2 separate regions of the Mus musculus genome follow, and region 1 is linked to region 2. A link is a loop called in an ENCODE intact Hi-C map of the cell type or tissue named here. Cell type or tissue: heart. All regions are shown on one strand.

The links. Hi-C counts contacts between places; a loop is a spot of excess contacts. Peaks named below come from ENCODE experiments on the same cell type or tissue, not always from the same donor. Only the 100,000 strongest peaks of a DNase experiment are listed, where the experiment ranks them.
Region 1: a loop joins it to region 2, with 2.2 times the contacts of the local background. A loop is called at or near these places in 5 of 42 quality-filtered maps.

What each region holds. Positions count from the first base shown.
Region 1 is chr1:66,734,370-66,742,369 of GRCm38, forward strand. It overlaps Kansl1l (KAT8 regulatory NSL complex subunit 1-like), which reads right to left. Exons shown (of 15, transcript NM_001122738.1): 7 at 3,682-3,844; 8 at 1,268-1,375. Gm46093 (a long non-coding RNA gene) reads left to right here and starts at 3,844. Exons shown (of 2, transcript XR_003947842.1): 1 at 3,844-8,000. In heart, no CTCF peak of the experiment used is centred here; no DNase peak of the experiment used is centred here.
Region 2 is chr1:66,829,007-66,837,006 of GRCm38, forward strand. It overlaps Acadl (acyl-Coenzyme A dehydrogenase, long-chain), which reads right to left. Exons shown (of 11, transcript NM_007381.4): 10 at 7,956-8,000; 11 at 1,833-2,521. The coding sequence ends at 2,428. Among named protein-coding and RNA genes, the nearest start is that of Kansl1l, 15 kb to the left of the region's middle. In heart, no CTCF peak of the experiment used is centred here; no DNase peak of the experiment used is centred here.

The sequences.
Region 1 (8,000 bases), 95 kb before region 2:
AATAAAATTCTCTGTATACAGTGAGACACAGAAAGCAGACATTTAAGTTGGGAAGTGTTTTCTAACCACAGCAGTTTATTTGTCTCCATAGAGCAACATCTTTCATGTTGTCTCTGTAAAACCACAAATTACTAAAGTTTTCTTAATGTAAACCCTTGTTTATTCTAGAGATATTGTCACTGAGTGAAGAATTTGTTCCTTCAGATAGTCTGTGTAATTACTACTGCAATTATAAAAGCTGATGGGTTTTTTTGTTTGTTTGTTTTCTTTCTTTGCCTTCCAGAGGTCTTAACTGAATTCAGGGTTCAATGTTTGAACATTGAACAACCTACAGCGTCCCTCCCAGCCCTAAAATGACTAGATTTTATTATAAAACCCACTTAACATCTATTTATTTTCCTCTGGAATTTTGCAGGTAGATATGTTTTGCCTGGAAATAATGTTTGCTTTCTTTCGATACTAAATATACAGCTTTGCAGACAGTGAGAATATGCTGATTTTTGTCATTTCATATTGCTTCTAAGCATAGTGTTCATTCCTTTTCAGAGCACTCATAAACAGTTTAATATAATTTCCTTGAGGTTTTATTATATGATTTTTTAATTTAAAATTATTAAAACCAACTACAGTTTATTGTGATTTTTGTTATGAAATAAGTGTATAAAAGTTTTTACTCAGAAAAAATCCTATACATTAGAACGGTTCTCAGATCATTTCATGATTACACCCTTCCTAATATAAGGAAGATAGACTCTATTGTGTGGTTTTGACTAGTCTCTCTCTGGGGTTGACCTACATTTTTTAACACTACAGTTGCTTTTCTGTTTGTTTTCACCTCCTCAGTGCTCTTGATGAGTTATGCACTACATTCCGATTGCCGAGTCTACTATATAACACTAACTTACAGTGCACTAAATCTCCGAGCTGATGCAAAGCATTGGGATCCTTGATTTTACCATATAAGAAGGCTGTTTTCTGTTTATAGCTTTTTCTTTATAACTTTTGTTCATTCATTGTTTATTCATTTTCCTCCTCCCACTCTTTCTCAAATTCCACCCTTTCCCTCCCTGCCTCATGTCAAAGAGCCTCAAACAGTAGGCAATCAAACATGCTTCTCTGTGTGGATGTGTGACTCATGGAAAAGTATTAACGATTAAGGATTTGCATTTATTCTTTTCTTAAATTTTATTTACTCAGAATGTAAAAAAATGAATGTAGACAATGTAAAAGCATGTACAAGCACACACAGTGTGTGAATGGGACATACCAGGTGGCGGTGATATGAGACAGTCACCTACAAATTGATTTTCAGCAAGCTCTCCTTTCATGTCGGTCTTCTTGAATAAGGTCTCAAAATGAAGATGAAGGGGAATTTCTGAAAAAACAAAGGAAAACAATTATTTTTGGTAAACACCATTTTCCACAGCCTAACACTAATTTTCTTTCCTTTTTATAAATAGCACATAGGCTTAGGGAAAAAATTTACACAATAAGAACTTTGAGAAGTAAACCTTCCCAAGAAGGTTAGTAAGCGTTTTTCAGAATGTTATGAGTTAGGTAACATTCTAAACGAGCATATGAACAGTTCTGAGGTCTCCCTTTAGTGTGTAAGAGTAGTCAGTGTAAATGTAACAGTCTTCTCAGAGGAATGGTCACAAATGCACCACAAGGTTTTTACAAAAATATTTAAAATAATTAAAAATGATTTTTATATTGTGCTAGTTGTTACACAGAAACACTTCTATAAGCAGAATGCATGAAACGACAAGTTTCACATTATGAGTATAACTAAAGCTACTTATATAAAGACTAACATCCACCAAGAAGTTCTCTTCCTTCAGACAGAGACTTATGGATATTCAGTTGAAAATGCTGGTATATTTTATACTCAAAGAGAAGCCAAGGTACAGATAAGGTGTGTATAATGAATTCATTCTTTAATGTGTGTGAGAGGGGTGAGTTTGTACAAGCGCCACAACATGGGCAAGTGAAACTCAGAGGACACCTCCCTCATGGAAGTTGGTTTTTCCTTCTGCCATGTGGGTCCCGGGATTGAAGTAGGTTTGTCAGGCTGTGGAAAGTGCCTTTTACCTGTTGAGCCACCTCACATCAAGCTGCTTATTAGTCAAGAGTTTTTTCATTCATAACTGTAAAACCTGGGTCAATAAGATAGCTTAGAGATAAAGACACTCCCACCAAGCATGACAACATGGTAGACAGAGAAAACTGACTCCAGAGAACTGATCTCTGGCCTATACACACATGTGGCATGTATACATCTGTAACATCGAAACACATAAAAAATGAATAATAAAATAACTTTAAAAAGCATGAATAGACACATATATTTTCCCCTGAGAAACATTTTTAAGTGTTCTTTGTTTTTAAACCTATTGAATGTTTTGCATGCAATACACAGAATTATTTATGAACGATTCTATCAGGAGAGACTGAAGCCGTGTCTGGGTTTCACACAGTGAGATGAACTGCTTTCTCAACGGTTGTGATTTATTAGTGTTTTTTTGAGACAGTATCTCACTATAACCCTGGCTGTCCTGGAGCTTACTATTTGGGTTTAGTTAGCCTCAAATTCACAGAAATTTGCTTGTGTACCTCCCCAGTTCTGAGCTTAAAGGGATGCATCCCCTTGCCTGGCTCAGGGCTTTAAGGACAAGTCCATGCATACATACAAAAAAGTATAATTAAAAGTCTAAGTATCATGGAATTTGATGTAAAGATGAAAAGAATTAAATGGGAAAAGAAATTAAATACTGTGCTTTAAAACACTGTTGAAGCTTTTTCAAGATTTTGCCTTCCAGTTGCCTCAACATAACCTTGTTCCTCTAAAGACTTACAAAAATACCATCTGTTCTACCACCGTAAGTGTTGGAAACAGAACATAACTGGAGATGGCCTTGTTCCTATGTACCTTCCTAAAGTACCTTTTGGCCTTTTAGTAAAGTTATTTTGTTAATATATGCATATATTTTATATTTATATACTATATTAAAACTAGAATATAATTATAATGAGGGACTTATTTATACTTCTAGCACCTTTTTATTATCAAATATAAGTAGGTATTAAGATTTTTGTCAAATGCAAGCAGCTTTAACTGATAAATATAAAGGAGCTGAGCTTACTAGACTAGGATGCCTTAGATCTAAAGGATATATATAAATATATAGTTATAGATATTGATATTATTTCAGAGTTCCAAAATTTAGAATGAGGCTATCTCATCTCTCAAATCAAGAGAAAATCAAATTACTTAATAATAAATCAATATAAAGGATAATACGTGTGTGAGTCTGGGGATCAGTTACCTCAGCTGCTGGCTCCAGTGTTCAATAGCTGAGTTATCTTGAATAGAAAAACCTCCAAGCTTAATATGCTCATGTGTAAGATGAAAAGGACAGCATAATGTGTTCTCATGGGGTTATGAGAATTAAACAAAATATCCAGTGTGCTTAGTACACATTAATAGTCCAGGGCTACATAGTGAGGCCCTATCTCAACATAACCTTGTTCCTCTAAAGACTTACAAAAATACCATCTGTTCTACCACCGTAAGCAATCTCCCACAATGCAAAAATAAACCAAAAACTTTCAAATATTGCCTGTCTTTATAAGATGATGTTTCATTATAGAAAATATTCAGATTTTTATGAGGCAGCTTACCTGATGGCAATGACAAAACAGGATGGAAGGAGGAATCGAGTTTGGAAACCTGTTCTCTTAACAGGTGAGACCTGGAACTCTGTTCCCAGTTGTCCCAACTGAACGGTGATCCCGTGTAAGGCGTCTGTGTGCTACTTAAAAATGCTTCTTTTGAAGGTAAAGTCTGCAAGAAAAAAATGTCAAACTTTCACTTTTTGCTTTAAGACTTAAAAAAAAAAGGACAGGTGAAATTATAATACAGTATATAGGAGAATAAGAGCCTAGCTTAGTAAGTCATCTTGATATAGAATGAGATGTATGGACTGTACATCTAGTGCTGTGGCTAGAAAAGCCTTCTGGGTCTTTCAAACTGAACTTATTCATGAAAATAAGTCTTTGTGCCATCACAGTGAAACACAGTAAAAAGAAAAGAGTCCATAAAACTGCTTGTCTCTTCTACTTTGTCCATATTCAATTCCTTCTACAAAAGCTTTACACATTTGGGACTGGAGAGGTGGCTCAGCAGTTAAGAGCACTTGCTGCTTTTCTTGAGGACCGGGCTAAGTTCCCAGCACCCACATCAAGCAGATCACAGTCACATCTAATTCCAGCTCCAAAGGATCTAACACCCTCTTTTAGCTTCCTTGAATACCTTGCATACACGTTGCACACATACACATATACATATACTTTTAAATTATATTTTAAAAGCTTCACACAGTTTTGTTAGAAGTTTTCGGTTAACATTTTTATTGCTTTATAAAAGATTTAACTTTTTTTTTTTTTTAGACTTTTTAAATTGCGTATGAGTGTCTTGCTTGAATGTGAGTGTATGTTGCCTAGGAAGCCCAGAAGAGGGTGATACTCAGAACTGGTGTTATGTAGGCTGCAAGCTGCGGTGTCTGTGCTGGGAACTGAACTCAGGTCCTCTGCAAAAACAAGCACGCTTCACTGCTAAGCAATTTCTCCATCCCTATTGAAGGTATTTTAAAATGAAATTACCTGTTATATATTCAGCATATCTGTACAACTATGCCAACTTCCTTAGTCTACCAGTGTCTTTATAGTTTCTTTTAGTCTTCAGTAGATGAGAATCCAGATGTATTGTCCATATGTAATTCTGGTTTGGATGTTTCAATTCATTCTAAACCCTTTGTTACTTGGAAATGTTATCCATGCTAAATGTGCTCAGTCTCATTAATAAATAGCAAAGGGACCAAAGGAGATACTCTTGTTTTGCAACTGGTTATAACAGGAATGACATAACAATTTCAAATGTTGTATGTGGGGCTGGAGAGAGAGTTCAGTAGCTAAAGAAAATCTTTCCCAAGGAAGGATAAGAATCTGATTATACCCAGTACACATGTAAACTCAAGGTGTGCTAGCAGCTATCAGTAACCCCAGTGCTCAAAGTGGTGACAGGATGATCCTGGGGGCTCTATGGCTACTCTAGCCTATTGATAAACTCTAGTTTCAGTAAGAGGCCCTAACTGAAACGATAAAGTAGGCAGGGCTTCTTACTACAGTGGTCTGAAAGCTTACAGTCTACTTCCAGACCTGTCTTAACAATGCTCTTTTTGTGCGAGGCCACCTCTCCTGGATAACTGTTGCTACCACCCTTTGTCAAAGAAAGCTCTCTTAACAACAAATGGAGACCATCACAGAAAATCGTAACTACAGCCAATGTAAAGATCAACACATCATAGGAATCTGCAGGATAGTCAGCCATGAAACCTCATGCATACACGAAAATGAACTCAGCAGCAGGTTATATATATGAGGTTCTAGGGAAGGTAGTTGAGAAGGGCTGAAGCAAAGGGAGGCGAGAAAGTGACGTAAAACTATTTGAATGAAAATAAGACATCAACCTCTTTTCCACCTATACATGTATATTGCACACCACATGCACACATACATATACCTCCACATATACAAATAAAACTTTAAAGATGGTTTAGTTGTTGGAGTTTTTTGGTTATTTGTTTACCAGGATATATTCCCAGTTTGCCAAAATGTGTTTCATTGTGGATTTTTTTTCAGAGTCTATTGAAAATCACTATATTTTCCCAGGTAAATTGCGTTAATAATAAAGGTTAACTCTACCTTGGATTAATTTGAAGAGTCTTAGGGGTGTGAAAATGTACTTTTTCAAAGACTCAACGATTGGTCTTTTTGATTTTATATATGTTTGTTTTATATTTCACGGATCCCTGCCTTTCTTTAGGATTAATGAAGTTCCTCTGTTAACTTATTGTTTTACATTTTTCTGTCTGTTATTTCTGTGTGGTGCACAGGGTGGTGCATGTTCATGTCTGGGTGCATTTGTGAGTGTAGGTGTACTTACCATGTATACATGGGATGAGGCCAGAGGTTGATGTCAAGTTGTCTTCCCCCATTGCTTTCCACTTGTTTACTTGTAAGACAGTGTTATTCAACCTGATGTTGACCAGCAAGACAAAAACCTCTCTTTTCTCTTCTCCCATCATGAGCCACCATACTTGGCTTGTTATGTGGCTACAGATTTTCATAATGTGTGACCTTAGTCTTTAAGTAATGTAAGCTAGATGGCTTGTAAATAATAGAAAGTTCCAGAGGCAGGAAAGTCTTAAATGACAGTGTTGACTGAGTCTGTCTGTTGATGGCCTACTTTATTCTTCATAGATGTCTGCTCACATAGCAGACATATAGTGATAGCTCTCTGGAATTGAGTCAATCAGGTCACTAGTGGCCCTAATTTTAAATATCACATGGAGGGTGAAATTTATATATGTGAGTTTGGGGAAATTAATTCAATGGAATTCCACAGTGGCTCTCAAGGAAAAGTTATGTCTTGATCACTTACAAAATGCATTCTCTCTCCCAAAATTTTAACTCACTCCTTGTATCCACTCAAAAGTTAGCATTTCATGTAAAGATATTATCAAGTACAAGTAAGGGTCAAGATTCAATTGCATTTCATTCAATCCAACTCCCCTTTGACAAATCCCCGTCTATCTGTGAACCCAACACATTATATACTTCAAAAATAGAGAGACAGCACAGATATTCTCATATATCCAACCAAAAGAAAATACTTGTACAAAAACAGTCAGCTTCAAAATATATCAGAAACATCAAAATACCCTGTAAGAATTAAAAAGAAAGAGAGATAATATACAAATTTGTACTTATTGTTGGGAGATCTGAAAAGTAAAATATGTGTAAGGATATAAATGTCTTGGTCAGTACTATTAACTAAGTGAAGCTAATTAAAGCGCCTATTTAAAAGTTCACCCCACTTTCAAGTGCACATCGAATATTTATATGAACAGTGCTTTTACACTGACCCACAAAACAAATCTCAGTTACTTTCAAGGCCTGACGAGTGTTGGAGAGATGGCTCTGAGGTTAAGAGCATTTAATTGCTCTTGCAGAGGATCAAGCTCTGGTTTCTTTCCTAGCACTGACCTGATGGTTCCCAAGCACACATGACCTGAGTTTTATGGTCAGATACCCTCTTCTGACCTCTGCAGGCACTGAATGCATACAGTACCCACACATGCGGACAAAACGCAGCCACATGAAAGAGAGAGAGAGAGAACGAATGAATGAACTAAAAGGCCTGACTGAAATCATACAAAATGGCTTTTAATCACAAGACAAATTTGAGATAGCAATAGTGTGGTATTTGGAAATTATTATATAATTAATATAATTAATTATAATCTATAATCAAAGAAAATTCATAAGAAGTAAGAAAATACAAAGAAGCTAGAAAAAGAAATTAAGCCTCAAGTGGGCAATATGCGCCATGCCGATCTGACTGTCCCGTTTGACTGGCTAGTTATCTTGTGTCAGAGCATATATAAGACTGTTAACTCAGGTAGTCAGAATATTTCTGATGGCAATGTAAAATGATGACCAAAAATCATGACACAAAAAAGTGTACAATAATATGTTTGCAGCTTTTATTAATATAGTGCCAACTCAGCAGGAACACAAATAAGCAATAGTCACACCATGTAGTCATTGCTTTTTGATCTCTGTCCTCTGTAGTCCCTTCCTATTTCCTTTCATGCCTCTTGAAATCATTTCATTGCATTTTATCTAGATTACTCTATTTTTATTCTTTATTACCCAACATACTGTAAGATTAAAATATTTGAATCTATATGGAATTGTTCTATTCTTCTAGTTCTCTTTGTCTATACTGGAGCCATTACTGAGGACATAATACTGTAAGTCACAGTACTCATTCACACTCTTCCTTTTTAAATGTACACTAAGCTATTCATAAATTTGTCATTATACATATGAATAAGTAACTGAGTTTCAAAAGTATCTTGCTAAGTTTTACTGAG
Region 2 (8,000 bases):
GCTAATCACTGTAAATGTTAAGCTGAAGGTTAGCTACACTATGCTCCATGTTTTGCATATTTGTGGCTCTCAATAATTTTGTCTTGCAAACAAAAGTTTTAAAAAAGAATAGTATTTTTCAGCATTTGTTATAAAGCAGTACACAGGCCCGCAGTTGGTTTCAATGTCAAATCTTTCCAATGACTCCAAATAAATAAATGCTTGGGTGTGCCAAAAATAACACTGACATGGAAAAAAAATCTAGAAATCCTATACTTTCAGCAGTAAACTACTAAGATTACCAGATTAGTAAAGATTTGCAGTTAGATGTTAAAATTGCAAGTCAGAGCAGTTTTCAATGACACCACCTGGAAATAAGGGGAAAAGGAACTGTAAAGCTGTAATTTTGATCCTAAAAATCTTAGCCTCAAAACCAATCACCACACCTTGAAATTCTCATTAATATTTACATAGTGATGCTTTCTTCTGCCTGCCTAGCTTGTTCTTTTGAGCACTGTTACCATTTATCATTTCTTGAACACTCAGCAATGCCTGAGATTCGCCTGAAATTCCCTCCCCGGGGGACACCACTCAAGGCCACACAAACAAAGCACAAAGAATAAGCTGCTTAGGAAATGAACACCGAAGGCAAAGCTGCAGAGCACATTCTGAACTCTTCTTAAAATTAGGTTACAAATTCTAAATTCTAAATGAAGAATAATCATTCAAACTGAAGGTCCGTCTGCCTCTACACTGGAGACTTAAAGAGGCCGAAGGGGCAAGGAGAGTTCTAGCAAATCTTTTCAAGTTCCTGTTGGCAGGAGGGAGGTGCAAAGTGCAAATGTAATATTTAATAAGACTTGACTCTAGGGACCGCAAAGATGGTTCAGTGGTTGAGTGTTTGCTGTTCTGGAAGAGAGCCGGGGTCCAGGTCTCAGCACCCGTCTGGGCCGCTCAGAGGAGCAGCTCTAGAGATCTAATACTCTATTCTGGTCTCTGTTGGCACCTGCACTGACATGCACACATTCACATGTACACAGACATAATTAGAAATAAATTATTTTTAAAAAAGAGTTTGAGCCTGGCATAGTGGCACACGCCTTCAGTCCCCTCGTTTGGGAGGGAAGGCAGAGGCAGGAAGATGACTGTGAGTGAGTTCCAGGTCAGCCTGATCTACAGAGCTTTTCTAGACCGGCCACAGCTACACAACGAGGGTTCTCTCAAAGGATAAATAACAACTTTGAACCCTTTGTATGTTAACACATGTACATAAAAGGAGTTAATCCAGCAACCACTACCCAAAGTGGTGTGCTATGAGGAGAGGAATATCAAAAAGGTTCCACCTCCCATCTGCTATACACATTTGTAGCAAATAAGTAATGTTTAACTTTATGAAGTTAAACAAGAATGCATTTTCATTTTAAAAATTACCCCTGTGAGCCAGAAAAATCAAACTACTGAAATATCAGTTTATAAACTATTGATTTTACTTTTCATAATGATTTCTTGTCTCAAGTATGATTTTCCCCTCCTCCTGTTTTAAATGTTTGGTTCTCTTACTGTCTAGTTGGAATTTTCAACTCCATAATAAAGTTATTCCAAGCTTGCTTCCCAACATTTTTACCAACTTAGTTTATAGAAGATGCATAGTATTTATTAAATATAAATATGTCACACTGCTGAAAAAAAAAAGCCTTGGCTTTGATACCTACCAAACATTGAATTTAAAGATGATGGAGTACTGAGTTCTCCTATTTAAATTAAGTGGGAATGGAATGTGCTGAAAGCCCACATGCCTGCTTAAGAACATAGCAGTCTCCCACCAGAACACGTTCTCATTCCCCAGGGCCTCACACGGTCTACACATGCTTTAAGTTTTACTTTATTTTTAATATTGATACACAATTGCCTCTATGTGCATTATATACAGTACGGTCCACTTTTTTCTGAAGGGTTCTGTTCATTACTTTAAAAAACATGGGGTTGGGGGTAACATGGTGGGAACCAATGTCCTGGGGGAATATGGAGCAAAAAGTAGCTGAAATGACTTCATATAAGTTACAATTATTTGACCTTTCCAAAGTCTTGTAAGTATTATTAATATTAAATTCTGCCTCAACTTTAAGAATGAAAGCCAACTTATGCTCTTCAGAATTTGAAAGACAAGTAAGACATTAAAAGGCTCTTCAGTTAGAAAATCTTTTATATTCACTGTATATGCATGAAAAAAGGTTATACCTTTCATGACAAAACTTTAGACTCTTGGGCTCAAAAATTTCTCTCTCCCTGTGTTAATCTTTAGAATTCTATTTTATTTCTTTCTCTGTAACAATCATACATAAAACCAGCTTTACCATTTCCCCCCCTTTTCCAGGTTACACTTTATCTCAAGTAGATTAGAATCCGCATTAGCTGCATGTAATAGGATTCCAGGATGTAGGCAGATGTCTAGCTGTCACTGACGATCTGTCTTGCGATCAGCTCTTTCATTATTTCGTTGGTACCACCGTAGATCGGCTGCACCCGAGCATCCACGTAAGCTCTAGATAAATTAGAAGATAGTGTAATTCATATAGAAATGGTAGAAACTTTAAGCCCCATCTTTCCAGATAACTATTGGTTAAGGAACTCTGAGCAATAGGAGCCTCTTATAAATAACTGACTTTTCATGGACAGCATTCATACTAGGTTGATACAGTAAAAGCCACTGAGACATTACATTCAGAATAACGCTTAGGTACCCTGACATAGCTTTGTAAAGCTGAACTTATACAACAAACAGCGACTGAAAACATCTACATTTAGTTATGCCTGGAACATCTTAGTGTCTTCTCTTTTAGTTGCCCCAGAAAGTTGAAAGCCACTGACCTTAGGGGTTAAAATAATAAATTACTTATTTCTAGACATTCCTTCTCATTCCATCTCTACAACCACCACCTAATGTTTTAAAAAGTTACTTCTCCCCCCGCCCCCAAAGTTAACAAATAGCCTATTCTGGGGGAAATGTCACAGCTGGGATTCAAATCCTAAGGGACTGAGCCCTCAGAGACACACAGACACTAGCACTCAGCCAGGACTTCACTCCTCTGTCTTCCGATGCTGGGAAAGAAGTCTGACTAATACAGGAACTGAGTTCAGGGTCTTGATGGGAGAGCGCTCCCCCACCGCACCACACCCCCAGCCCAGGCCTCGCTTTGACGGCTGTAGGAGTAGCCAATGTATCCGTTTTCACCCTTTCTCCTTTCTCTTCAGCCCTCTAGAATCCAGAGGGATAAATATTACTGCTTTGCAGGTTTAAAAAAAAAACAAAAACAAAAAACAAAAAAAACAGAGAGAGGCTGATGTAGTTGCTAATTAATGATCACCCTTTTCTGGTGACATAACAGATAACCGTCAGGCTGGAACAAGAATGTAGGTGTCTTGCCTCTTTGGCAAGCAAACTTTTATTAGGTCACAATACTTTCATTGTCCCAGTCCTGTGAAACTAGTTATTGAGCTCCAGACTTTTCATGGAAGGAAAATGTACAGCCCGTTCTCAAATATATGAGTGGGGCTCTAATTATTTAATTTCTGAGATAAAATTGCTTGTTTCTCAGAATATGACTAACTTTGAACTTACACTTTTCCACATTTCCCGGGGTGCCTTGCAGATAAGTGGGTCCTCACTGAATATTTACCTATTCGATGAATGGGGGGGGGGGACTCTAAGTACGTTTTGAAATACGTAAACCCTGCCCCCAGCCCCAGGAAGATTTTGTTCTCTACAAAACCAAGCACTCGCATCTTCTGAAGACCTGCCTGGCACTCCAGCCTACCTGGACAATCCCAAGACTTCAGACATTTTTGAACTGGGCTGGGCATTTCTTTTTTACATTAAAGTAGTTCTACCAGGATATGTAATGGCAGACCAGCAGGCCTTTCATAAGTTACTAATTAAATTTACTCTACTAACATTAACAGAGAGAAGCAGGAGAGAAATGTTTAACTGCAGTGAAGTTCTCTGTCCCAGCTTCTCTCCGCCTAGAATGGCTAAGAGATCTCCAAGGGTCTAAAGCTAAACCTAACGCCTAAAACTAAGATCAGCTCACGTGCCAGGAAGTAACTATCTAAAAGTTCTAAAGGGGAACAAGACAACTTTTTAAACCCTACAAAGCTCCTGCCTCAATCAGTTCTCTATCTCTTTCTCCCCCTACCCATCCCTACACTAATGATGTAGCTAAACCTGGGGCAGATGTAAGAATCAAAAGTTGGATGATTTCTTTAAATCAAAGTCTGTACACTGTAGGCACATACTGTCTAATAGGTAACTAGCTTTTGTGATATCAGGATTTCCAACATCTTTGGGGACAGAAAGAGCTGTCTGGATAAAGATTCACATACTCTTTGAACTGGCAACCCAGCCAAGAGTGGCTATTATTATTTAAAGGAGTTCAAGTCTCCTGAGCTGAAAGCAGAAATTATAATGATCAATCCACAAGTTATCTTGCTTATTTAGAAGCAAGGGACTCTAAGAAAGCAGGCACTGCTGCTATGGGACACGCTAACCTCATCCCAGGGTAGTGGACCCCTCGACTTAGCATGCCTTTCTGAGAACGTAAACGAAGCCACACATGCCTCTGTTCCCAGAAGGAGTTGTTACAAGAGCTTGCACACACAGATATAAACATCCATTACCATTTTGCTTCCAAAGCCCTTTTATAAGATGGATGAGCACTTCAAAAACAAAAAAATGCACGGGAAAAATTCCAGTGATGGTAACCTTTGGGCTAGCATAATTCAAAAACACAGCTGTATTTCATGACTACACAGGATTTTAAAAGGAAGCTCTGCTTGTGAGTAAGGTCTGCTTGAAGTAGCTCTGGAAGTCTAAGTCAAATGATTTATTTGGAAAAAAATCAATTTCACGCTTATATTCTCTCAAAAAGAGAAAAACACTTGATTGATGGTGAGTTTTATGAAACTATAAATTATAGCTATCCAGTAACTAAAGCTTTTAAGCTGTGTGGTAACTATAGAATTAGCAGGTTGTACCCACACAGGAACTTCTGTTCTTAATGAAACGGCAATAAAAAAAAAAAAACCTCATGTTCCATAAAAAGGATTAGAAGTACAGGGAACAGCTCTAGCTAGGCTTGCTGGGATGAGGAAATCAAACGCTGTCAGGCTAACAGTGTTTATGTCCTTGATAGTTTTCCGAACTACACAAAGCACCCAGGTAACAAATGCGGAACGTCTTTGGAAGCCTATAGCATTCCTCCTTGCAGATTCAGAACTGAAGTGGGTGTGTATGAGCAGTCGTCAAAAACTTCCCTGGGCAATTTTCCTAAGTTGAATAGACTGTTAAGTAAGAGGAAAAATACGTTCTACGATTATAAGAAAAACGTGAAAGAGAGGCAAGAGTCTGAGAAGAGCTGATGAAGAGGGAGACGTATGGAAGACACTGCAGCTGTAGCTGTCACTGTTTGATCTGAGGAAATTTATGTGTAACCCAATAAAAAGAAGCATAATAAAAATTCCATTCAGAAAAAAAAAACCTTTTATATTTTTCAAGCAAAATAATTACTTAAGGCATGGTATGTTAATTCTTCTACTATGTAAGTGGACCATTCTGTATTGCTTTTTCTGTTTGTTTGTTTAAGTAGCTAGAGATAGTGGCCAGTGGCAAATTGCTTGCCTAACACATGCACAGCCCTGAGTTCAGTTCCTACGATGGCCAGTTCTGATTATTAACTTGACAACATCTGGAAACATCAAAGGCACAAACTTCCAGGTATAATAATGAAGAGTAATGTAGATTAGGTTAGCCTAGGGGCACACCTGTAAATTGTCTTGTTTGGGTTAACTGAGGTAGGAGACTCACTCCAAAGTTAGGTGGCACTACTTAGGCTTGGGTCCTGGACTGCATAGAACGGCAGCCATCGGCTGAGCAGCCGCATCCTTCACACTCTGCTTCTGAACGGCAGGTCCAAACTGCAAGCTCCTGCAGCCAGAACAACCCACTCTGATGGGCTTTAGCCTCCAACCGGCAGCCGAAGGAAACACGTGTCTCCCTTCCATTGCTTTTGTCAGGGAATCTTACCACACCAGTAAAAAAAAAAAGTAATTCAAAGAGAGAGTAAGAGAGAGAGAATAGGAAGAAATGAAGGAATTCATTTTCTAAAAATGGACTATCTTGCCGAGTGGTGGTGGCGCACGCCTTTAATCCCAGCACTTGGAAGGCAGAGGCAGGCGGATTTCTGAGTTTGAGGCCAGCCTGGTCTACAAAGTGAGTTCCAGGACAGCCAGGGCTACACGGAGAAACCCTGTCTCTAAAAACCAAACCAAACCAAACCAAACCAAACCAAACCAAACCAAACCAAACCAAACCAAACCAAAACAAAACAAAACAAAACAAAACAAAACAAAACAAGAAAAGCATCAAGGTAAGGAGATGGAGAAAGAGGAAGAAAGAGTTGTGCATCTGGGTGGGTGGGGAGGTGGGGAGAACCTAGGAGGAGTTAGGACAGAGGGAACCATAATCAGAACATACTGTATGAAAACATTCCATTTTTAATTTTTAAAAAATCACATAAAATATAATTAAGGAAGGAAGGGAGGGAGGAGGAAGGGAGAGAGAGACAGACAGACAGACAGACAGATCGAGCATCATAGGCTGAATATGGCGGCACATACACACCATTAATCCCTGTCCTGAGGCAGAGACAGGTAGATCTCTGTGACTCTCAGGCCAGCCTGGTCAGACAGGATTACAAAGTAAGATCACAAACTCAAGTGACAGCATATGCTGGCGAAGATGTGGAGGTGAGGGAACACTCCTCCATTGCTGGTGGCAGTGCAAACTAGTCTAACCACTTTGTAAATCAATTGGGCATTTTCTCAGAAATTTAGGAATAGTTCTACCCGAAGACCCAGCTATACCACTCCTGGGCATATGCCAAAAGATGTCCCACCATACCACAAAGACACTTGCTCAACTATGTTCATAGCAGCATTATTCATAATAGCCAGAAGCTGGAAACAACCCAGATGACTCTCAACAGAAGAATGGATACAGAGAATGTGGTTCATCTACACAATGGAGTACTCCTCAACCACTAAAAAAAAGTCATCATGAAATCTGCAAGCAAATAGATGGAACTAGATGGTTACTGAGTATGGTAACACAGACCCAGAAAGACAGGAGCCTGACATAACTGTCTCCTGAGAGGCTTCACCCAGCAGCTGACAGAAACAGATGCAGAGGCCCACAACTAAACATCAGGCAGAGCTTAAGGAGTCATGTGTAAGAGCTGGGGATAGGAGTGAGCAAGCTGGTTAGCCTAGGGGCACATCTGTAAATTGTCTTGTTTACAGAGGGGTTAAGAACACCACAAGAAGAATCAAGTAACCTGGGCCCATGGGTGCTCACAGAGCCTGAACCACCAACCAAACAGCACGGGCTGGACCTAGGCCTATACATTTGTAGCAGATGTGCAGCTTGGTCATCATGTGAGTCCCCTGACACTGAAGTGGGGCTGGGGGTAGTCTCTGACCCTGTTGCCTGCCACTGGATCCCCTTCCCCTAGCTGAACTATCTGATTGGGCCTCGATGGAAGAAAATGTGGTTAGTCCTGCTGCAACCTGATGTCCCAGGGTGAAGTGGTCCCTAGGGGTGTGTAGGGGTCCTTCCCTTCTCCTCAGACAGTAAGGTGTTAATGGGGGGAGGGATTTCTCAGGGTGAGACTGGGAGAAAAGGAAAGAGAGGGCGCTATAACTGGGATGGAAAATAAATGGAAAAAAAATCCTATCTCAAAAAAAAAAAACAGAAGAAGAAAGAAAACAGAAAGAAGAAAAGGAAAGGAAAGGAAAGGAAAGGAAAGGAAAGGAAAGGAAAGGAAAGGAAAGGAAAGGAAAGGAAAGGAAAGGAAAGGAAAGGAAAGGAAAGGAAAGGAAAGGAAAGGAAAGGAAAGTGCTGTAGAAGCGCCCGCCATACTTACTTTGCAATCGGGTACTCCCACATGTACCCCCAGCCTCCGTGGAGT